Linked DNA regions of Mus musculus: regions 2 and 3 are each linked to region 1. A link is a loop called in an ENCODE intact Hi-C map of the cell type or tissue named here. Cell type or tissue: left cerebral cortex. All regions are shown on one strand. Region 1 holds the start of Gm16555 (predicted gene 16555). Region 2 overlaps Kif6 (kinesin family member 6). Region 3 overlaps Kif6 (kinesin family member 6).

Region 1 (8,000 bases):
ACTGACAGGGAGTAATGGCTCCAGCCATTGTTTCCTTAGGCAAAGACTATTGATGTAGCATGTGCCCCCAGGAGCAGGCTGGGTGACAGCAGGCTTTATCATTCTCCTTCCTGCACAGACCCCTGTCACCAGATCACACTAATTCACATGATTGCCGGGTCTGTCACTCCATCTGTCTGAGTAATTAGCCCCGGGCAAACTCAGTGGCATCTCCTATCTCTGACTCTTCAACAAAGTTGTGAGTCACACCAACCCAATGAAAGCTATGTCTTGTTGCTTCAGTTCCAATGGATCCAAGCGCATGGGATGAGGGAGGGGGAGGGGAGAGCATCCGAGACTCTCATCTCCTGCCTTGGCTGTGGAAAGCAAGCCTCCATCCATTCTGAGATGGACCTTGTTGCTGTGCTGCCACAGGGCTGAGCTTTGACTTTGCTCCACACGTCTGGAAAGCACAGCGCAGGCTGAGCTCTTTCTAATCATCCTGCTCTTTTTTAATAAAAATGTTCCTTTTTTTTTCAACCTTCTCCCCCCCCCCCCATTAACTTGGAATAGTAGATTTGGTAACAGGACAGACACTAGCAATTGAGTTAAAATGAGTCACTTTTGCAACCAGGCTAGGAGACCCATGTCTCTGTAATTATGAGTTCAAAGACTGGTTGTCTGTTAACAGGAGGAAGTCTAGCCAGAGGGGCTTTCAGTCTGCTCCCTCAGAGTCCCTCATACCCTGAGAGCAATTATTGCCCAGAGCTCCCCCAGAGCTCATTAGAGAGCCCAGTGAAGTGAGAGGCAGCTTCCGGGCCAGGCACAGGGGGCAGTCCTCCTAATGGGCCACACCAGCTCCCAGCTGTGCCCTCCCAGAACAGTGAGCATTTTCTACTGCAGAAGACGCCGATCTGGCTCAACTCAGGATGCTTCTTCATTAGGTCACTCAACTCCGCTCGAATCTTTCCTTCCTCTTCCTCTTCCTCTTCCTCTTCCTCTTCCTCTTCCTCTTCCTCTTCCTCTTCCTGCCGCATGGCACAGAGGGTAAATGAAGGCCCCGTGCACTTGGCAATGTCTTCCACAGCCCAGTTCTGCTTCTGGCTTAAAGAAAAGAGGATTTTTTCCCCTCTCTTCCCCTCCCTCCCCCTTCCTCCCTCCCTTCCTTAGTCTTTTTCCTTCCTCCTCTTCTTTTTCGTCAGGACCACATGTTTTACGTTCACTGTATCTATCCATTTCGCATGGGTTGTGTTCTGTAAAGTTTTTAGCATGCAAGTCTCCTTTACCCACTCACAACAGGCCTCCAACCCTCTCCCTTCCCCCCGCCTCTCCTGCCCAGTCACCTCTGTTCTCCTTTCATGACATACACCAACCTGATTTTCTAGACCTACGTAAAACCTAGGAACCCTACATGAGCATGGCTGAATTCACTTCTGTGATCATCTCTCCTTTCCTGCCTTCATCTTCTCCCAAATGACACACCTCTGTCTTTCCCTTATGTGTCTATAAACCACACTTCCTTTTTTCAAGATTTATTTATTTATTCATTTCAGGCACATGAGTACACTGTCGCTGTCTTCAGACACACCAGAAGAAGGCATTGGATCCCATTACAGATTGTTGTCAGCCACCATGTGGTTGCTGGGAATTGAACTCAGGGCCTCTGGAAGAGTAGTCAGTCGTTTTCACCACTGAGCCATCTCTCCAGCCTCAAACTGCACTTTCTTTATTCATTCTTCTGCTGATGGATACTTAGGATGCTCCCTTAATGCAGGTATTCATACACAGAAACACACAGTGAGTGACAAAATTAAATAAGCTCTTCCAGATCCTGGATTGTGGGGCCTTTCCCCTTAGCCTCTGATTCACAAACCCTGAGCCCCTCTGTGAACAGTCACCCCAGGCCCTTCCTCCTGCCACCTTCCATGCCCTCCCATCATGCACAGGTGCATATGTCAATGACCACCTGTAAGCGTCAGACACAGGAAGATTCACACCACACCATCCAGTACCCTTTAGCTCTGATCCATGCCCACTGCATCTAATCTTTCAGAGACTCATGCTCGCGCCTGGGCTCCAGCTCTCCACTCTCACAGACACCTCTCTCTCTCTCTCTCTCTCTTTCTCTCTCTCTCTCTCTCTCTCTCCTCCAGCTCCATCATACCAGTGCACTCAGGCACACACATGCACTCAGATACACACCCACACACATTTCCACAATCACACAGACGCAGTTGCAGGTCTATACCGACTTCCCGTATAAAAGTCAGGGACTAGAGGAGCCAAGTTCAAGATCCTGATTTCTAGGACACAGGTTTCTAGTGGCTCTTCCCGCACGGCTTCAGAGTCACATGGCTTCCTAGAAAGCAAGATGAAATTCAATGCCGAACTCCCTCTGGTAAGCTGGCTTACTAAAACACCCCAAATGTCTCTGCAGAGAAGCCACCATGGAGGATGAACCCTCTGACTCCCCTCAGTAGCACAGCCTCCCCCCCCCAACCCCCCATGTTTCTGTCTTTCGTAGACAAGCTCTCCTGCTGTCTGGTGTCTCTCCTTGCTACAGGAGTGTGCCAGGGGCTGATGGGATGGGCATCAGGAAGATAGTGCCACGGTAGACTGGGGCAGGAAGTGCTTCAGGCAGGTGGGAGGTGGTCGGTTGGGTCGACTGATGCGCATTGATCTGGAAAGCTCAGAGTCGCAGATCAGCTCTCATTCACCACCTTTCTCCTAACTCCACAGTGAGTACTGCACAGTAGCACTGTCAGGGCTTGTGGAAACAATTGATTAGCTATGGAAGAGTGGTCGTGTAGCAAGAGAATCCTTGCAGTGATACTTACAAACCGTGAAGTAATACAAATACAATAAAATACAACTGTCTGGTGGAAGGGAATAGACTCCAAGAAAGATGCATTCCATAGCCATAAAAAGTAATATTCTTAAAGATCTTGATGCACCATAGAAAGGGGTGATTAGATAATGTTAAATGAAATCAGCAGGCCAAGGGGTTGTATGTGTTATCATCCTAACTATGTAATAAGACAGAGCACAGCATGAAGTGGAAAGAAAAATGCAGCCACTAAGTAGCGCTGGGGTTTGTTCAGGTTTTTTCCCAGCTTCTTTATACCATTCAGTATCTTCCAACTTTTCTACAATGGACCATTTATAGATTAATAATTAAAACCAAATTAATCAATGCCTTAGGTATGGTTTCACCTCGTCAGGAAGCCAAATCCTCTGGGGTCTGACATCTTAGCTCCTGCATGTGGCATGGACTGCACCCATTTCTGAACTCTGTAGGGCAGTAGAGTGAGAGAAAATCTTCACACACCTTCCAGTGAACTCGTCAGAAATTCGGGGGAACGGTAACTTCCTGCTCTCTATTGAGGAGGTGGAAATGGGATCTACAGATTCCCAGTGGGCACCTACATGTGCCAGTTTACCTACCCTTCAAAGGAGAGGGTAGGACTGAAGATCTAAATTTTGGAACCATTTGTATGTAAGCAAATGGAATTGTCTCTTGAAAGATAAATGTCTAGGGAGGAGTCTTACCATCTCTGGCATTCAAGGAGATGCCAGGAAGGTATCAGGGGTTGTTGGGATGGGCATCACAAAGGTAGTTCCAAAGTGGACTGGGGTAGGAAGTGTTCAGGCAGGTGGAAGGTGCTCAGCTGAGTCAACTGATGCACATTATTCCAGATAAACTAAGTTATCCTCTCACCGTAAACCAAGACCATTTCTCAGTGACTCATAGCAAGATGCATCTTCATTCACATTGTGTAACAATATGGGTCTGGGCAGGTAGGAGAATTGCCGTGATTCTAGGCACACAGGTTGTTGGAGGCTGAACAGGAACCACTACTACCATGTCACTCCGCTAGAGGAAGAGGGCACGAGAATCATACGGGAGCTAGATGGGATGTTTATGCTTATACTGTTGTTGTTGTGATAAAATATCCTGACCAAAAGTGGCTTAGGGAGAGGGAAAAGTTATGAATGATCAGTCCATACATACAGGAACATTACTGTGACAGAAGTTTATGCCAGCTGGTCATGTTATATTCATAGTCAAGAAGCAAAGAGACACTGCCGTTACTCGTGCTGCCTGATTGGTGAGTCTTAGCTAGCTTTCTTTACTCTTACACTATTTGGGGCCTAGGAAATGATGCTACCCACAGTGGGCTGGGTTCATTAATAATCAAATCAATCCCCTATAGGGCAACCTGATCTAGACAATTCCTCAGCTGAAGGTGTCTTCTGTGGAGATTCTAGGCTGTGGCAAGTTGGTAGTTAAAAGCTAGCCGTCACAGCGCCTACGTCAGGAAGTAACACCTGTTCCCACCATTCCAGGGCTAACTGAAGAGAGCATCCCACACTCTTCCTGCCTGCACTCCTCCAGTGTTCAGTGAGAGCTCTGCTAAAATAAGAAGGGAAAGCTAACCACTGGCTTTGGAATGTTAAGGTCCTTAAGGATCTGGAAAGATGAGTTTCGGGGTGAGAGATGGACAGTTTGCAACTGGATTGAAAGGAAGAAATGGAGGGATATTGAGATGGAAAATGCAGAGCAGAGCTGGTTTAAGCATTTGTTTTTTTGTGATGTGTAAAAAAGGGCAGAGAAGTAGACAGAGAACTGAACCACAAATTGGGTAAAGAGAACATTGTGAGAGTCTGAAACCCTGAAGAGAGCAACACCCCACTTTCCCAGCCCTCTGTATCCAGTGAATAGTCTGATCATCCCACTGAAAGCAGTGATCTTTCCAGTTTACGAACAAAGATGCCCTAACCTTACATTTCTGTACCTGCCAGTTTATCTATATCAACATCTATCCCTAACTCAGTCATCAGGAACTTTTAAAATATGCTGCTGGGAACAATCCAAAGGAAGCAGGGGGTTGCTTATGCCAGAGAGGAGGAGTTCTGGGAGGAGGAAAGCCCAGGGAGGCAGCTGAGTGCCAAAACCTAGACAAAGGAAAGGTGGACCTTTGATAAAGTGATGAATCCTGCTGGTTCCATTGCTACCAGAAAGAAAGCCCAAGTGATGGATAGCCATAAGGGCCCAATGGCAAGCGCTGTAGTGGGGAGATGAGGAAGCCCCTGCCTCTGCAGGAAGTGTCTGACTGGAAGAGGTGCGTGCTGTGGACTGAGTAGGGGAAGCTGAGAACACAGAAGCTATGGAGCCAGCCCAGATGCTAAAACTACTCTGTTGGCTTTACTTTTTTTAAAAACCTATTTTTAAGAAGGATTTTTAAAAGTTTTAACTTCTCTTTTAGCCCATCACCCACCAGGGGTAGTGAAAAAGAAAGGTTATTGGGATATGGGGGAAGTGGACCTGTTTAGAAATAGTTCTTCAGAGCAAATCTAACCTGTGTTGTCAGGATATATAACAGCAGTCCAGTTAAGTAGTATCAGTATAGTGAACACGACCCAGCAGAAACAGCCAGGCCTCTACTGAATCTGCACAAGTCAGCAGGAGAGACCAGGGTCAGCAAGGATGCCAGGAGAAGTTTTCTGTCATGCCTCTCTCAACAAAGTGACGATCCTTGAAGACAAAAGACATGAGAGCAATGAAGCATTGTAAAGCTAGTTATGTAAGCCTCTGTCACAGTCTGTTGAGTCCTGTTCATATTCCTTCCAAACTCAATGTATTCTTTTACAGTCTTGTCTTAGCAAAACACCACGAGTCTGTATCAATTCTCATCACTCTTTCAATTGGCCTGAGTCCACAGAAGCTGCAAGAAGACTCCAGAACACCACCAGGAGATTTTTTTGGTGTGTTTCTTTCTATGACGTCATGACAGACAATGACCATTACGGAATGGCAAGGTGTACCAATACCATCTAGCATCATCTAGTGTCTGTTGGATCCTTCTTAATATTATGTGTCTTTTTTATATGTTTGCTTTAGCCAAACATCTTTTTACCTATGTCTGCTTCAGTGAAACATTTCTTTATGTGGCTGCTTCAGCAAAACATCCTTTGACCTGTGTCTGTTTCAGGAAAATACTCCTTCACGTGTCTTCCCCACCATCCAACACAACTGACTTTCCAAAGAAAACCCTATGTTTCCACTTCACCACTCACCTCTCTCTGTACAACCCATAATCCCCATTCTCTGCAGTATCCGAATGAGTTAAATGGTTCTCACACTCTGAACAGCTCTCAGTGGTGGCCTTTCAGGTGATTCACGGGCACCTACATGAGAATTGTAACTCTTCCTTACGTTTTCACTTTTTCTTTTAATATTTTTATTAGGTATTTTCCTCATTTACATTTCCAATGCTATCCCAAAAGTCCCCCATACCCTCCTACCCACTCCCCTACCCACCCACTCCCACTTTTTGGCCCTGGCGTTCTCCTGTACTGGGGCATATAAAGTTTGCATGTCCAATGGGCCTCTCTTTCCAGTGATGGCCGACTAGGCCATCTTTTGATACATATGCAGCTAGAGTCAAGAGCTCCGGGGTACTGGTTAGTTCATATTGTTGTTCCACCTATAGGGTTGCAGTTCCCTTTAGCTCCTTGGGTACATTCTCTAGCTCCTCCATTGGGGGCCCTGTGATCCATCCAATAGCTGACTGTGAGCATCCACTTCTGTGTTTGCTGGGCCCCGGCATAGTCTCACAAGAGACAGCTATATCAGGGTCATTTCAGCAAAATCTTGCTAGTGTATGCAATGGTGTCAGCATTTGGAGGTTGATTATGGGATGGATCCCTGGATATGGCAGTCTCTAGATGGTCCATCCTTTTGTCTCAGTTCCAAACTTTGTCTCTGTAACTCCTTCCATGGGTGTTTTGTTCCCTATTCTAAGGTTACACAATGGAGTTCTACTCAGCTATTAAAAAGAATGAATTTATGAAATTCCTAGGCAAATGGTTGGACCTGGAGGGCATCATCCTGAGTGAGGTAACCCAATCACAAAAGAACTCAAATGATATGTTCTCACTGATAAGTGGATATTAGCCCAGACACTTAGAATACCCAAGATATAAGTTACAATTTGCAGAACATGAAAATCAAGAACGAAGACTAAAGTGTGGACATGCTTTCACTTTTGAAGCGATTCCCCATCCATCCCTCCATCTTTCAGACTTTTAAACAGCATTCCAAGAAGTAAGCTTGGAGCTGTATGTTTTGAGGACACATGAACAGGAGATGAGGAGGCTGAGAGGTGAGAGGGCTGTAGAAATGCATCACCCAGAAGGCACCCAGTCATTTCCAGATGGAATTTGCACCGGAGAGAACAAGAAGGTGTTGGGCACAGAGCACAAACTTTTCAGCCAAGATGATGAGGAAATCCAGGGTCTCTAAAGTACAGGACGAGGTCTGCCTATTGTTAAAAACACTAACAAGTTAATATCCCTGTGTCGCATACGTGAAACTTACAGAGGGGACAGCTCAAGATGGATCTATGTATTAGAACTGCAGTTAACTCTAATTATCCTCATGATCATATGGCATAGCCATACATCAGCTCATCAACGTGTGCACCTCAAGTACACGTACTCTGGTTCCTGATGCTTCAGTAAAGGTCCCTTTCTGTAGAGAAATTGAGAAAGAGGCTTGCTTGTTGAGTCAAACCCGAGAGCACAGTATATATTTACCACTCACTTGCAGTTGATTTAGAGACTTTCAGTCTCTTTCAACTTTTATCACCTAACCTCAGAAATGAGCCCAATAGCACACAGCTAATAGGGCCGCTGGGAGAACTAACTTACAAAGCTGAGGCAGTGCCTCTAACATGTTCTCAAAAGCCTAGTTCCTACCAGCATATAAAGGTTGCATCAATTCCATGTCACAGAAAATGCACACACACACACACACACACACACACACACACACACACTTACACGTAATCCCCCTACCCCTGCCCACAAATGATGAACATAGACATGGAAATTTTTTAACTGGTTCACTAGGTCTTCTGAGCTGGGAGGCAGCAATTTTGCATTGAATGCATACACATTTAAGGGACTATGCATTTGGGGGAGGGGACAGCTGATTTTGATTTTTTGAGTTTTGTTTA
Region 2 (8,000 bases), 150 kb before region 1:
GGGGGGGGGGGGGGCTAGACTTGTTTAGAAAGGTTCTTTGAAGCAACTCCCATCTGTGCTATCTGGAAATCGTCAGTTCAGTTCACAGTTTAGCAGCTGCAGCTCAATCCACTGGCAAACACTTCATGGATACACCAGCAGTCCAGTTTGGTAGAGTGGGGGTAACAACAGTTGTGACACAACTTAGCAAAGACAGCTAGGCCTCAGCCTCTGCTGGAGTCAACAGAAGGGACCTAGAGGGACACCAAGAGGAGTAGTTTGGCTGTGCCTCTCTCAGGAAGATGAAGATGAGCAAAGACTGGAGACCCACAAGTATTGCACAGCTAGCTGTACCAGCCAAGCTCTGTTGTTAGAACCTTCAAAGCTGGATATAATGGAGCACACTTCTAATCCCAGCACTTGGGTAATGAAAGCAGGAGGGTCAGGAGTTCAAGATCAACCTTGGCTACATAGCCTGGGCTACATGTGTTATTATCTCAAGAAACAACAGATAGCTAACCGTTTTTAGGGTAACACTTCAGCCACCCCTTCCCTCAAAGTAGAAGCTGGTCCTGATTGTATGAGGTCAGCATGAACTTGAATCAAACAGCTCAATAAATAGTTTTGAGTATTTCTCCGACATAATTTTGGAGGGGGTGGTTCTGTTGGCTGGAAAGTAACCAGCAGGCTTCTAATGATATCAGTTACTGTTTCTTTTTCTTAAATTATATGTGTCATGAGTACATGTGCATACCTGAGTGCATGCATTTGCTGTATCACGTATGTTCAAGAACCCTGAGAGGTCGGAAGAAGCCTCAGGGTTTCTAGACCTGGAGTTAGGTTTATGAGCCCCCATGAGGTGCTGGGAACTGAACGTGGGCCATCCCCAAGAACAGCCTGTGCTCTTACCCACTGAGCCATTTCTGCAACTCCCCTCCCTCCCTCCCTCCCTCCCTCCCTCCCTCCCTCCCGCCCTCCCGCCCTCCCGCCCTCCCGCCCTCCCGCCCTCCCGCCCTCCCTCCCCCTCCCTCCCTCCCTCCCTCCCTCCCTCCCTCCCTCCCTTCCTTCTTCCCTTTCCTCCCTCTCCTTCTTCTTTCCCTCTTCTCCCTCCCTACCTCCCTCCTCCTCCTTCTCCTTCTCTCTTTCTCCTCTCTCTTTCCTTTGTTTTCCTATGATTAAAGTGTGAAGATCAGAATTATTTAATTCTATTATTATTATTCTCTTTTATTTAAGGAGTTAAATTGTCATTACATTTTTTAAAAAAAAGACAGTTTGAGTATGTAGACAAAACTGGTTGTAAATCATACAACTCAGACTGCAGCCGCCTCCCCAGTGCTGGAGTTCAAAGCTTCTGTCTCCGTGTCCAGCACAAGAGTCATTTTTTTTTGGTTACTTTTATGTAGCCATTGTGTAGGAGGAAACTAAGACTTTTTATGAAGCATAAACCACACCAAGTTTCATTTTCTTCACACCTACATGATCTTTTATATGAATTTTCATTAAACCAATCAAAAATAATACAAATGAAGAAGCTAAACAGAAACAAATTATATTTTTTTTAGCATGGAAACAGGATATCGTCCATTCATACTTCAGTCTAGAATCTCCCAGAGGGTACAGGCTTTATTTTGAAGTTATTCATGAAAATCTTAAAAGTTAAGTGCTGACAAAATATCTTGTCTTAAGAACTCAGGCTCCTAGGGGGAGGATGCGCTCTGCAAAGGAAGGAAGATGCTTTCTCCAACAGACATTTCACCTGATCATCACATGCCATTCTAGAAATGGTGGATTGATTTCCATGTCCCTGGCTGCGAGGATCAGCAGGGTCTGCAGTGTTGATTTTAGTCTGTTGAGAGGTAGCTATCATCACAAATGCCCATCCTGCTTCCTTAGTTACTAGAATTTGCCTCTCTTGTTTCTCAGTGCTCCATCTAGGACAAACACCTAGGGAAGACAGCAAAAATGTCTTGTTACTAAGACTTCCTATAGATTCTTCTTCTTCATTATATTGAATCAGCAGCTTCCTTGTGATATAACTCACATGCCCTGTATCATTTTAAAAACATCATTTAGGGATCTAGCGAGGTATGCTCACTGGGTAAAGGCTTTTGCTTCTGAGCCCATGGGCCTAAGTTTGATCCCCAGAACCTACACAGTAGAGAGAACCCACTCTGGACCTTCACCCATGTACCCTAGTGCACATAAAAGTGCAGACACACAAAATAAATGCATGTAGTAGAATTTGCTGATGAATACAATTTAGTCGTTTTTAGAATAACTATGCAGCCGTCCATGACCGTTGATTAACTTTAGGACATTTTTGTTAGTCCCAAAGAAATCCTTGACTGTATGCAACATTTGCTCCCTATTTTCTGTTTCCATTCGGCTGGTGTCAGCCCCTCATCCACTTTCCCTACTGATTGGAATCTGCTTGTCTAAACATTTTGCATAGACAAGGTCTTACAATATATGACATTTTATGGCTGGTTTCTTCCATCTCGCTTGGGCCTTAGAGGTGAATGCATTCTTTTAAATATATGGATGTGCGTATGGAGGTGATTTATTTGCTTACTCATCAGAATTAGGAATGTAAACCTATTTAAATTCATATTTAAATTCAATGCCTACTTTCCTTTTTTTTTCATTTGTGTGTATGTATGTGTGTGACTGTGTTTGTGTGTGAGTGTGTGTGTGTTTCGGAGTATGTGTGTTTGTGACTCTGTGTGTGTGTGTGTTTGTGTGTATGCTTGTGGGTGTGAGTGTGTGTGTTTTTGAGTATGTGTGTTTGTGACTGTGCATGTGTGTGTGTGTCTCTGTGTGTGTGTGTGTGTGTGTGTGTGTGTGTGTGTGTGTGTAGGTCATAGAAGTCAGCTCCGTCTCATGTGGATCCCAGGGATTGAACTCAGTTTCTGGGATATAACACGGAGCACCATTACCCTTTAAGTCATCCTGCCAACCCCGTTCCCTACTTTCCAGCTTTCGATACTGTGATGTAATTTCTAGTGTGCTGTGGCTTGTAGGTTCGACATCAATTTCCTTACAAGGTAGACAATCTGGAAAAATGGGGTACTGGGGAGGTGTCTCAGCAGCTAAGACTATACTGCTCTTGGAGAAGACCCAAGTTCAGTTCCCCATCTGGCAGCTCCATTGGATGTGATGTTCCCTTCAGATTTCTGTGTGCAGCTGCTCTGTGTGCTCACACCCACGGCCTCCACTCATGCTCACTCACTGTTCGTGTGCATATATACAAGTTTAGTATTTTTGCTCCATTTTGTTCCTTTTCCTGATTGTTCTTTATCCTCTCCTCCATTAAATAATCTCATCACTGATGTTGGAAAGGCACCAACTATAAATTGAGGGACAGCACTGATGCACGGCTAGCCAACCCCGTATACACCTATATGCAGAGTCTGATTCTGGACTCTGCATTTGGTTCCACTTCATATCGTTCTCTGTATTTCAGTATTCTGCCACCCTTGTTACTTTAGCCTTCCAGTTAACTGAGAGTGGAAAGCGGGAGTTTTCACATTTGTCCTTATTGTCTTGACTATTACATGTCCCTTAATTTCGGTAGAAATTTTATAAAAGCTACATCCATTCTGGCAGAAGCAGAAGGGAAGGGGACAATACAAATCTTCAATATTTTTCCTCTTCTTTAGTCATGAAGCCTATGCCTAAGGAGGGTGTCTAGTGGTCCTTTCTATCATTCCCTGCCTTACTCCCTCAAGGGAAAGGCTCTCTGGCTGAACCCTGAGCTAGGCCGGTGGCCAGCAAGCTCCCGACACACTCTAGCCTCCTTCCACTTGCTGGGGTTGCAGGTGCACACATAGCCACACTGGCTTTTTATGTGAGTGCTGGAAATTCAAACTCAGGTCCCCATATCTACAACAGAAGGTGTTCTTACCGACAGTACCCCTCACAAAGCTTCCTTAAATTGTCTTTCAGCTCTGTTCAGTGTGGTGATTTAAATATCATACGCCCCCGTGGGTTCCAGTGTTTGAACACTTTGTCTGTATATAGATGGTGCTGCTCTGTGGGAAGGTTTAGGGGTGGCCCTGTTGAAGGGAACAAGTCACTGAGGGTAGGACTTCAGGGTTGCAAGCATCACCCTACTTCCCTGAGGTTCTCTGCTTCATGCATTCAGTCGAGGATGTGAGCTCTTCAGCTCTGGCCATGGTGTCTGCTGCCATGACTCTTGGCCTTGATGGACTCTTCCTTCTGAAACTGTTATCTCCCTGCCCCCCCCCAAAAAAAACCTCTTCCTTCTGTGTAGTTATCTTGGTCAGTGTGGAATTTTTCCTTAATCATAGAAACAGAAAAGTGACTAATGCATGTAGCCCCTGTCCAATTAGAGAAGTCAGCTTTCTGTTGTGTGAAGTTTTCTTAAATGGCTTAAACATATCTCTCCTGGTTGCCACAGGAGCACCTATGTGTAGAGACACACCTTCAATATTTGGGATTTTACATCTCTCCCTTAACTGCCATTCACTTCTTGTACAGAGACTCAAGACCAATCCTACGGGAGATAATGGGTCCTTCTCAAGTCCTTTCCTAAGTATGGCCTTCTAGTACCTTGGAGGTGTCAAGGGTTTTTTCCAAAATATCTTGCTGTCATCGTCAAAAGCCTTTACGAGCACGTGGCCACATTTAAGCTCATCTCTTTGCTATTACCATGTTGGATGACTTAGATGTCAAATATTTGCCTGCAGCCAGAATGCTCACCATGAGGGCTTTGAGTCAGAAGACACGTACTCTGCTGTCTCATCAGAGCTTTGTTGGCAGCCGAGGAAAGATCAGGCTGGGGAGGCTTGTGAGGGGTTCCAGATCCACACTGCTTCTTCAGCAGTGGCTGGGAAGTAAGGTTTATGGCTCCCACACCTCCAGGCATATTGGTTTTAAAGTCTTCCTTGGAGCTGGGGGAAAGGGCTAGGACTTCTGAAGTTGGAACGCCATTGAAGCCTGCTGTTTCTACTGAGATTTTTTTAAAGCGCTACTTGAGCTGTTGGCCATGTTGAGATAGCTCTCAGAGTAATGACAAAGTGGACCTTGGCACTTTGGGTATAATGTCTTTGCTCTTGTGGACAAATGGACAGATGGACAGATGGAGCTTAAAGGAAGATAATATCACCATCACTCTCTTTATTTTCAACTTGTATCTTTTCTTGGGACAGAAGAGACTAGAATCGCATGTCAAAATGCCTGGGATGTGCACAGTAAAGAGGTTGATTTAGGAAGAGGAGCTTCTAGATAAAGGAAATGGACAACATTTGCCATTGTTCCTTTGTTAAGCTTTCACTGGTGCAGTGCGATGTGCAGGCCTCTGTAGCTGATGGGAGTAGGTGGACTATAGCAGACCATGGTAAGGAAACACATATTAGAGCAGACAGACAGGTGACAGTCTGTGTGAGATGAGATTTTTGGTACACAAAGATCAGATGACTGTTCAGTGAGGACCCATGGCTCACCCTCAGTCATTGCTCTGCATAGGTTGTGTCTGTGTTAAAATGGAAATGCTAATTTATGCTCAGATCCTTTGCTTTTTGCAACTGATAAAGCCTCATAAATTTCAGCACTTCTTTCTGTCAACAGTCGGTGCAACGTTTGAAGTCTGCTGCTTAAAATTGTTGACCCCAATTACTCAGCACATCTGTGGCAAGAAACAATCGACATCCAAATGATACTCCAATGAGGCATCTCTGTCTCCTTGGTGACTGAGTCCATTGGTGGAAAAGACTCAGTAACAAACCAACTCTATGCATCATGGTACTCACACTCTCTTACAGGCTGAGAATGTCAACATCAGACAGTTCCAGTGTAAAGACACAGGTGGCAACATGAGTCACCTTCTTGAAAGCAGAATGTTGACCCTCAAAGTTGTGAGGCTTTCCCCACTCCCTGTACTAAGTCTGACTGTTTTGTAAGCCACACTCACACTCTGCACAGTGCAAAGCACCTTGAGGAAACACACAGTTGTGAGGTTTCTAGCTGTATAAGATGCTAAGGGCTTAACTGACTTCTTCAGAATAAACTCTAGGCAACACCTGTTTTCTCTTGGGATCACTTTGAGGACAGGCGAACTCATCATAGTCAAAAGCAGAGTAAGCTCTGGACTGAACTATTGGCAGCATATCAGCAGCCAGGGTAGAGCAGGATTCCCTATGCAAATGATGAACAGCAATCTCAGAGGAGCCATCCACTTAAAACCCACTAGGAACACGGGTCCCATTAGCTGACATCATGGCAGCTGGTTTGATGGAAACATCTTGGAGATCAAGGAGCAACTTGCAGCAAAGAGACAGCAAAACTGCAAGAGTTTACTGTTCTGTGTGGCATAGATAAAAGGCCTACTCTCTTCAAAGCCCACATCATGCAGAACACACTGTTAAAAGGCCATGTTACAGGTGGTGGTTTGAAGACTTCTTAAGACCACTGTCAAATCATAGGATTCTATGCTGGGCAGAAATAACATGCATGGGCCAGCATCTTCCATCAAAAAAGAAAGTCATTTCAAGGAGGATGGGAAAGGGGGTTCCCGAGGACTTTCTGTTGTCCAAATTTCATAGAGAAATAAATGACAAGGAATAGAGCTGTAAAATCACTTTACTAGTAATGTATGGGTGGCTACCGGTACAAATATTCTTCAGGGGAGTTGCACAGAGGGTAACTAAAACAGACCCTCTTGCCATATCAGAACTATTTCCCTGAGATCATACATTTAGTATAGTAAAACTTTAAGATACTAGACTCCATTTGAGTGGCATGTCCTTCTTTAGAGAAAGTCATTGATAGCCTGAGGTTCCTGGATTAAAAACTGGTCCGCAGGTCAGGGAAATGACTCAGCAGGTAAAGAGCTTGCTACTGGGACCTGAGGACGAGAGTGTGATCTCCAGCATCTGTGTAAACGCTGAGCCCAGAAGCACGAGCAAGAGATGTGGAGACAGGAGGGTCCCTGGAGCTCATTGTCTGGCCAGTTCAGTTCATTAGTGAGCTCCAAGTTCAGTGAGCGAGGCTGTCTCAAAAAAGAATGGTGGACATTTAGGAGGATGCACGTGTTGACCTTTGCTCTCCATATGTACACAAGCACAGGCATGTGAAAGCACACAAAATTCTAGCTGAATGGTCACATAAATATTCTGTAAATATCTTTTGAGTATATTTCAGTAGTGTTTATAAGGTTACTCTTCGATTTTGAGTATCTAGTACCAATGTGGGTGTCCACTAATCCATTAAAACTCTGCCATTTTTTCTTGCAGTACCTTGGCAGGTTACAATGGCACCATCTTCGCATATGGGCAGACGGGCAGTGGCAAGACATTCACCATCACAGGCGGGGCAGAGCGCTACAGTGACAGAGGCATCATCCCAAGGACCCTGTCGTACATTTTTGAGCAGTTGCAAAAGGTAAAGACAGAGGCGAGGAGAGGCGGTAAGGCACTCTGCACTGTGCCTGCATGGGAATGTGGGCTGTAGAATACCGCTGGCCTTCACACTTAAAGAACGGCTAGGACTTTGGTAGAAATTACGAAGGTGCTTCTGTTATCAGGGTAGGATGTTGGCAAGGCTGAGGCTTCATTTGAGATGCCTACAGAGCTTAAAGACCAAATGACAACTTTGGCGACAGAGCAGTGGTCAGAACGATGGAATCTTCTGTGTCTGGTATGAGGGTGCATGTGTGTCGAGTGGTACAGAAGTTGATGTTGGGATTCCTCTATTTCTCTCCACGGATTTGTTTGTGAGACAAATTCTCTCACTGAAGCAGAGCTCATTGATTTGACCGGCTGCTCAGTGGGCTCTGGGGATGCCCTTCTCTTCCTCCTAACCCAGCCTGAGAGCTCTTCACCTTACACCAGGTCCCATCGCTACATCACCACACTCAGCTTCTCACACTGGTTCTGGGGATCTGAATTCTGATCTCCATGCTTACACAGCCAGCACTTTACCCACGAGAGCCATCCCTCTCCAGCCCACTCATGTAGATTTTTTTAAATACAACAAATATTGTAACTAGCAAACACGGCATC
Region 3 (8,000 bases), 64 kb after region 1:
TGTGCTACCACATCTGGTTGTTTTTGTTTTTGTTTTTGCTTTTGCTTTTTTGTGGTTCTGGGGACTTGAACTCAGGTCTTCACACTTGCAAGCAGGCCATAACACATGCTTTACCCACTTAAGCAATCCCCTCAGCCCTGCTCAGACTTGCTTTGTTTTGGGTTTTGGTTGGTTGGTTGGTTGGTTGTTGTTGTTTAATAAGACCTTTGAAAATTCCTCATGAGGTGTGACTGTAGCACCCTCGTCTTCAACTCCTCCGAGATCGGCCCTGCCTCCCTACCCACCCAGCTCTGCATTCTCTTCTGTTTCCCACCCAATCTGAGCTGCCCGCAATGATGCAGTGCTGCCTGGGATGCATAGGGGCATGAAACATGCACAGTGGGAAACTGAACCGTGGAGAGAAGCTGATGGCAAGCGTGAGAATCACAACATCTGCAGAGAGATGTGGAGGAGAGTGGATGGTGGATGCCGCAGAGCCTCCCACCAACTCCGTAATGGCTTACTAAGAAACAAGAATGGAAACAACTATATTAAATGATTTGGAGCTTTTGTTTTGTTTTGTTTTCAAAATAAAGAGGTGGCACAGAGGGTTATTTATACCATATAAATATAAATTGAGCTTTGTTGAAATTGTTTCTGATAATCCCCCAAGCTCAATGAAAGATTAGACTCCATGGGCTTAGAATTCAAACGAAAATTACTGTTTTTTTCCTAATCATCATGATGGCTGCCTTGATAATAAAGTGAGAATCCCATGCCTACTCAAATTCATCCTAAGTAGCCTCACTGTGACTGTGTCAGGATCACTGACTTAAAGGGAAAAACATAAATGTGCCAGTTCTCATTCCTGCCTCCAAGCATGTGGGCAGTTATGTGGGCTCAACAGTGTGGAGAGCACACCCAGCATGTTGAACAGTGCGGAGGGCCATGTACGTGAATATCACTATCTTGGTGCGTGATCTCTCTCTGTCTCTCTCTCTCACTCTGTGTGTGTGTGTGTGTGTGTGTGTGTGTGTGTGTGTGTCTTTCTCTCTCTCTCTGAAATGCTTACAGGATGTTTGGCTTCTCCATGTCAAACAGAAACTGAGTGACCACACAATTCAACTGGTCATTCATTGTTCATCACAAAAACAACCAACTAAATGGTTCGTTGTGCATGCCTTTAATTCCAGCACATGGTAGGAGAGATAGGCGGACCTCTGTAAGTTTAAAGCCAGCCTTATCTACAGAGTGAGTTCCAGGACAGTCAGAGTTACACAGAGATACCCTATCTTAAAAAAAAAAAGTCATGTTTTACTGCAGTTCTTAGTTCTTACTTCTCTGTCTTAACCCCAGCTAAGGTCATGTGTCTGTGGTCAGCTGCTCTCACTCTAATTCCTTCCTTGCTCCACCCATTAAGGCTCCATTGCCACAAGAAGAGGCTGTCAGTAAGGACACAGTTGTCCCCTATCTGATACTGTTGTGACATGTATGTGACTGGACTCTTCCTCATTTGGGGTCTCTGGAGGTCTTCCACCTTAAGTCCTTCACTGGAGAGTATGCTTTTTATTTGGACAGCTATGCACCTCATGTGACCAGGGGTCTTGACAAGAAGGATATATGGTAGTAGTCATATTAGGTATTGTGAAGTAAATTGAAGAAAGGCTTTATTATTCATAAAGGTGTAGGCAAGTGTAGAAAAGCCAAAAGGGCCAACCTAGCACCCCAGGGGTACAATCAAAGCAGAAAGTATTGTCACTCGTAGAGCCGTAGGACCATGGCATATGTGAGCAGTAACTGGCATATGGAGACTGGGAGGGATGCATCGAAACCTTGGCCATGGGACACAACTGAAGCTTGAATGTGACAGTCAAGTCGAGTCCCTGCAGAGACAGCTCCTCAGCTGTCTTGCTTTCTGTCTTCTCCCTCCCCTCGGGTGCCCGCTAATGATCTCCACTGACTGATTTCAGGCAGGATACCAGGCTAAAGAAGCCCACGGAAGCCAGAACCCCAGGGTGAAGGGGGTGGGGGTGGGGGTGGGGGGACAAACAGACGTGAGCATGAGAAGCAATGCCGTGAGGAGCAACAGGCCTGTCGCAAACCCAGGAAGCTGTGCCTTACCCATGGTTCACTTTTCCTGGGGTCCTGTTCCATCCAGGGGGCCTTATTAAAAATGTTCTTGGTCTCCTGGAGTGTGCTAGAGGATCTAGGGGTGTGCTGAAACCAGCTCACACCGGCTCATTAGAGCCCACTCTGTATATCTTTTCTTGATTCAGAAACAGTACACTCATGGCTCGAAATCACCCAGGAGGCCAGTGTTCACTCCTCACTCGGCACACATGGACTGTGGGGTGCCCACCAAGCTTCCTGTTGGCCTCTTCCAAGCCCTACTTGCTGGCTATGATGGAAGGGAACACATCTCCAGACATACATCCCTCCCCCCAGCCCCCATTTAAGAGAAAGATGTGGACTGGGGAAAATGGATAGTTTCTTTCTTTCTTTCTTTCTTTCTTTCTTTCTTTCTTTCTTTCTTTCTTTCTTTCTTTCTTTCTTTCTTTCTTTCTTTCCTTCCTTCCTTCCTTCTTCCTTCCTTCCTTCTTCATTCCTTCCTTCCTTCTTTCTTTCTTTTTTCTTTCTTTCTTTTTTCTTTCTCTCTCTCTCTCTTCCTTCCTTCCTTCCTTTCTTTTTAAAATTATTTTTAGAGTGTCTCCCAGGGCATCTGCTCCACTCCTTGTCTGAGGTTACATGAGAGTCAAGAGGGCTCAGCCAGCCCTCACCCTCAATGCTGTGCCACCTTGGAGCCCATTTGTGGCTCCTGTGTGTGATAAATGATCCCCAAAGAAATCAAAGTAAGCTCTCTGACAGCCTGTCAGGGGATTGGCCCACACTACTTACCAGTGTCATTCAGATCTCCATAGAGAGAAAGTCTAAGTCCCTCTCTCTGGCATAGGGAAACCTCGCTTCCCAAAGACCTGCATGTGGGTCTCATACTTATTCCCTTCTGGGAAGCCATTATGACAGCCATGTGGCCACAATGGAGCCTTGAAGCTGAGAGGGCAGGAGAGAAGATTTTAGGATTTATTTTTATTGTTTTGAATTATATGCATGTATGTGTGTGAGAGAGGCTATGTGTACATGAGTGTAATGTCCAAGGAGGCCAGCAGAGGGCGTCTGGCATTGCAGTCCATTGTGAGCCCAGGACTGAACTCAGGTCCTCAGGGAGAGCAATATGCTCCAAGCCACAGAGCCATCTCTCTTGTGCCTAAACGGAGGGTTACAAGAGACACGTTGCTTCTAAAGCAGGATCTTGAAGATGAGAAGGAGTGTGGTGAGAGGATCATGGGTAGATTAGAGAACATGGAAAGATATGAGTCAGAATGGTCTGTGAGCAGATGTGAGTGGGAGAGAGAGCTCCCAGAGAGAGAAGCCGTGACCACAGAGCTAAGCTCAAGGAAGTATGAGGCCCGCCTTTCTCGAGTGTGGAGTATTCCAAGGATCTTTGCCATGTTGCTGATTGACCTTGTGCACACTGTTCGTCTCTGTGACCCAGCTCCTCCTCTGGGAACATGAAACCGCCTGGGAAGAATGCCACCCAAAGCATGTGATTTGGGGCAACAGCAGCCTAGGGTAGAAGGGGGGCTGTCTTGCCTGTGCTTTTCCATGACTTAGACATTTGTGGTTGTATTAAAGTGTCACCTTTCTCCTCTCGAGGATCATCTGTTCTCCCTGAGGGGATGACAGACAGTGTGTGCAGGGAATGTGGGGCAGGGATGAGTGTGTCCCAGGTGCTCTCATGGCAGCGGAAGTCCAGGCATGCCATGTGCTGCTAAGGTACTCCACAGAGCCGAAACCGAGATAGATGATGGCGCTGAGGACCCGTCAGTGTGATGATTTCAATTGACAATAAATGTGAGCCATCACACAGGATCTGGTCTAATTGGGAAGCCAGAGACTTTCTGACCATTGGACACCATTAGTCTCCATAAGAGGAGACGCTTTGACTCCTCAAACAAGACGAAGCTGAGTGATCTACGTCTCTAGGAGGCAGTTTAGCTCACAGAAACCCAGAGTGGGGGGTTGAAAGAATTCACTGGTTAGCTAAGGAAATGCCTGACTGCTCTGATACCCTGTCTGGTATGGGAGAACAACTGAGCCTACTGCTTCCTGCCATGCTGGGCCCAGGCCAAGTGACGGCTATGTTAGGCCCCACAGTCTATACTCTACAGAAGCCCAGAGACCCCTCTCAGTTTCACAGTGTTGTTGGAATTGTTGTCGTTGCTTGCCTGCATACCTCTAGTGTGGTCAAGATGGTGGGACAGATTGCTCCCGGGAGTCCCATGAGATGACCTGGATTTCGGTAGACTCCTGCTCATAGCCAGTGGTTAAGTTGCGCGTGGCCAGCGGGAGCTCGGCACAGGTTGTTGCGCTTGGGTTAGTGAATGGCAGTCCTTACAAGCCAGCGCCTGGGTGCTGAGGCTTTGTTTTGGCCCTGCTGCAGATCTGAAAGTCATTTCAGGGAAACAGCATCTCCTTGCCTCACTTAGGGTAAGTTAATACGGACTTCAGTGAGCAGCCTGTGTATCCTTTAGTCACGGAATCACCTGCAGAGGGAGAGACCCCGGCTTTGATAAGGCCAAGTCCCCTGTGTGTGTGAACAGGAGGTGTGAATATTTCGTGAGATGACACCTGGGAGGTCTGGTGACAGTCACGTGGTGTATATTATTACATACATTGGGCCAAGCACCTAAAGAGGGCCAACTGCAGGCAGCTCCGGCTTCACAGAGCGTGGTCCTTTCTGCAAACCCCTGAGCTCCTTCTTCATCACAGTGGCCCTCAAACATCTGCAGGGCAAGCCGGAGCTGTGAGGACACACTCTGTCCCACAAGCCATCTCCTGTGCAGGTCCTGTCGTCTCCGGAACTCTCTTGCACAGACATTTACAGCGAAGGGTCCAGAGCCTTAGCTGGTTCCTTAACAAGGGGTGGCATCGGGATCTCCAGAGGACATGCTAACAAATCTGAACTCAGCAGGTCTGGACCGGGGCCCAGCTGCCGCTGTGCTTTGACAAGCTCCATAAGTGATTTCGAAGAGCTCCTCAGTCAAGAGCCACTGAAGCAGAGAAATGAGATTTCGTACAGTTCAGGCACCAGATAACTGTGTAGAGCGCGGAGTGGAGGATCTCGGAAGAGGAGAAGCAGGGGCTAGAGACCTCCCCAGTAGAACAAACTCAGGCAGAAGGGCCCCCTGGCTGGCCTTGGCAGCAATGAGGGGACTGAGTGCCCTACCCTCTGGCTTCCTGATTTGAAGTATGCTATCCAGCTGCTTGAGGCGTCCTCCTGGTGTGACATCCAGATAGACATCCGCCAGGGTAAAACTAAACCCTTTCTACTTGCTTTTCTGTGTTGCTTTGAAGCTGACTGTTCATCATAGTGACCTCCAAAAGGTCACTCAGGGATATCCTCTCCTGTACTATCCTTTGAGAAAGAATCCTCCCATTGAAAGGATGCCCTCCCCTGTGCCTCCTGTGAGGTGACAGTCAGTTCTGCCCATGGCCAGGGTCCCAGTGGGAACAAAGGCCTGCAAGCCCAAGCTCCCTTTCTCTCCCTGCTCTGTCCTCCCTCAGTCTGTTTTCACTTGCCTCCTTTTGACTGCCCAGCCCAGACTTCTCTTCACAGGGGCTGGCTCCTGGCTCCTGGTGCGTCCCAATGCAGTCTACAAAACAAACATCACCTTTGGCCTCGGGACCATCTGGGACATTGAGGGTAGCTTGTGACTCAGGGACACTGTGCCTTCATCCCAGCTGCTGGAGGTCCCTTGCCCCAGTCCTCTTTCCCAGAACCTTTCAACAAGCTTAGAGAATCCTGGCGCGCGCACGCGCACACACACACACACACACACACACACACCATCAAAGGGGCTCTTCATTGCAGTCTCAGATCAGCTACAAAAGACTAGATCAAGGGACTTCCCTACCCCCATCCCACCACTGTTACCCCTCAGCTTCTCACAATCTCAATGCCAGAGTCCTTACCATGGCCTAAAGGGGCCAAATCCACTCTGCCTCGGTTTCCTCGTGGCCTCCGCACCTACTGTCCTTTGCCAGCTCCTGCAGGTGCTCAGGCCTTCTCATTGTTCCCAACAGGCAACAAGCAGGCTCATGCCTGAGACCTCCACATGTTTCTATGTCTCCTAATCTCTGCAAGTCTCTGTCCTATTGTTCCCTCCTCCAAAAGGGCACCCATCAGCCTTCTCTCCAGCTTTGCATTTCGATCTATTGTATTATATTATAGATTTAACTTTGTTGTTGTTGTTGTTGATTGAAGTTCATCTTTGTCGCTAGAATTAATCCTTCTGGAATAGGACAGGCCAACAGTCACAACTAAATACACATCTCTTTAGGGGATAGGGAGGGCACCAAAGGTAACAGCACTTTCTGGGCAAGTCTGACAACCCAAGAGAGCAGATTCTACATAGTTGTCCTCTGATCTCTACACACAAGCGTGCATACAGGCGCTCACATGTGTACACACACACGGTATTGCACACTTCTAGCCCTGTTGATCCTTAGCTCACACAGCAAACGGCAGAGCCTACTGTGATGGTGGGGATGAATCAGGTACACACATTGACCTGGACCACAACTACACACGCCATGGCCTTCTATTCTCATGTCAGACACATTGAGAATGATCCCTCTGCCTGTGGCTCCTGGGCATCCCCAACTCCTGCAGCATGCCCACAGAAACCAGCACACTCCATGGGATCAGGCAGGAGCCTCCCCTCTGCCGAAAGGCCATGAATGCATGTTGGGACTCAGTCCCCTTCAGCTTCCCCTTCTCACCCTCACTGTCCTTGATGCCGCCTCCCAAAGGGAACCAGAGCTCTTCCTCCACCCAACTCCTGCAGCCTCTCTGCTGGTCTGTACCCCAGTTGTCACCCAGGCTGTCACTGTCACTTGTGTGCCCTTGGTGCAGGGTCAACAGTGTTGAAACAGGGAAGATGAGGCAGAGTTTCGTGTCTGAAGATTGCGAGGCAGATGGGGTGGGGGTGGGGTTCTCTGGAGCTCTAGGGAACACAGTGTCCTGAGCATTTGAAGGCCGGCTATCATTTGATGTTAAATGCCTCTTTCTGTGGTTCACATCTGCCGTTTTTCAGAGAGAGGGTCATCAAGTAAACATGGAATCCAGTGTGTCCTGTACTCAGCCTCTAAACAAAGCTCTGGGGAAAGAAGCAGAAAACAAGGGCTGCATGTCCCACCTCTGAGGCTCCCTATGCCTGTGACTTGGGGGGGGGGAGTCATGGAGGATTGTGGGTAATGAAGACTGGAACTTAAAATGTTCCCACAGGACGCCAGCTTCCTCTTCAGCTGAGATGACAGACCTGCTCACCCAGCGGAAGGAGGAGAGAGAGATTGGTTCCACAGAGATAAAAGGCAGGCTAGTGACCACTTAGCAGATGTGTCCGTGCGTCAGTGAAGCAGTAAGGAGGGAGAGAAGAGAGGAATAGCTTGGCAGATGGAGGAGTCTCTATAGGCCAGACTCCCAATATGCCAGACCTTCTGCAGCTGGGATCAAGGGCCAGCCTGCTGAAACAGGATACACCATGGGACAGCCACTTGTAAAAAGCATGAAAGGCTTTCAACCAACCACAGACTTAACAGAGGGCCGTACGCGCCAGGACGGTGAGCTGGTATAAACATTTGCCTCTTTGGAACCAGAAAAAAAAATTAACACCTCAGCTTTGCCCAGCCTTGTGACCTGTGTTACTTCTGGACAGTAAGTCTATGATGAGTTAGGTGGTAGTACAGTCCCTGCATGGTTATTCTGAGGTCTTCTTGGTGCATAGAGAACCTCATATGTGCCTAATGAATTGGGCAAAAAACATTTGAGAGAGGGCATTCAATAAACGATCAGCATTAGTAACTCGCTTGCTACAGTATACAGACTGGGGATTATCTGGGGTTTCTGAAGAGTACTTTTGTTTGAACCAGGGTCTCCTTCTATATCCCTGGCTGGACTGAAT

What was found. Peaks named below come from ENCODE experiments on the same cell type or tissue, not always from the same donor. Only the 100,000 strongest peaks of a DNase experiment are listed, where the experiment ranks them.
Region 2: it touches region 1 in a loop (10-fold over the local background); 2 of 42 quality-filtered maps call a loop at or near these places.
Region 3: it touches region 1 in a loop (4-fold over the local background); 2 of 42 quality-filtered maps call a loop at or near these places.

What each region holds. Positions count from the first base shown.
Region 1 is chr17:49,816,119-49,824,118 of GRCm38, forward strand. The region is part of intron 13 of Kif6 (kinesin family member 6); the gene reads left to right. It overlaps Gm16555 (predicted gene 16555), which reads right to left and starts at 5,687. Exons shown (of 3, transcript NR_168028.1): 1 at 5,340-5,687; 2 at 3,193-3,270; 3 at 1,500-2,338. In left cerebral cortex, no CTCF peak of the experiment used is centred here; DNase peaks (open chromatin) are centred at 118, 3,796, 4,316, 4,887 and 2 more places; H3K27ac peaks cover 1,400 bases.
Region 2 is chr17:49,663,801-49,671,800 of GRCm38, forward strand. Kif6 (kinesin family member 6) reads left to right here. Exons shown (of 23, transcript NM_177052.3): 4 at 7,233-7,380. Among named protein-coding and RNA genes, the nearest start is that of Kif6, 53 kb to the left of the region's middle. In left cerebral cortex, no CTCF peak of the experiment used is centred here; DNase peaks (open chromatin) are centred at 3,108 and 3,911.
Region 3 is chr17:49,880,183-49,888,182 of GRCm38, forward strand. All of the region lies in intron 16 of Kif6 (kinesin family member 6), which reads left to right. Among named protein-coding and RNA genes, the nearest start is that of Gm16555, 62 kb to the left of the region's middle. In left cerebral cortex, a CTCF peak has its summit at 3,164 (motif pointing right); a DNase peak (open chromatin) is centred at 3,362.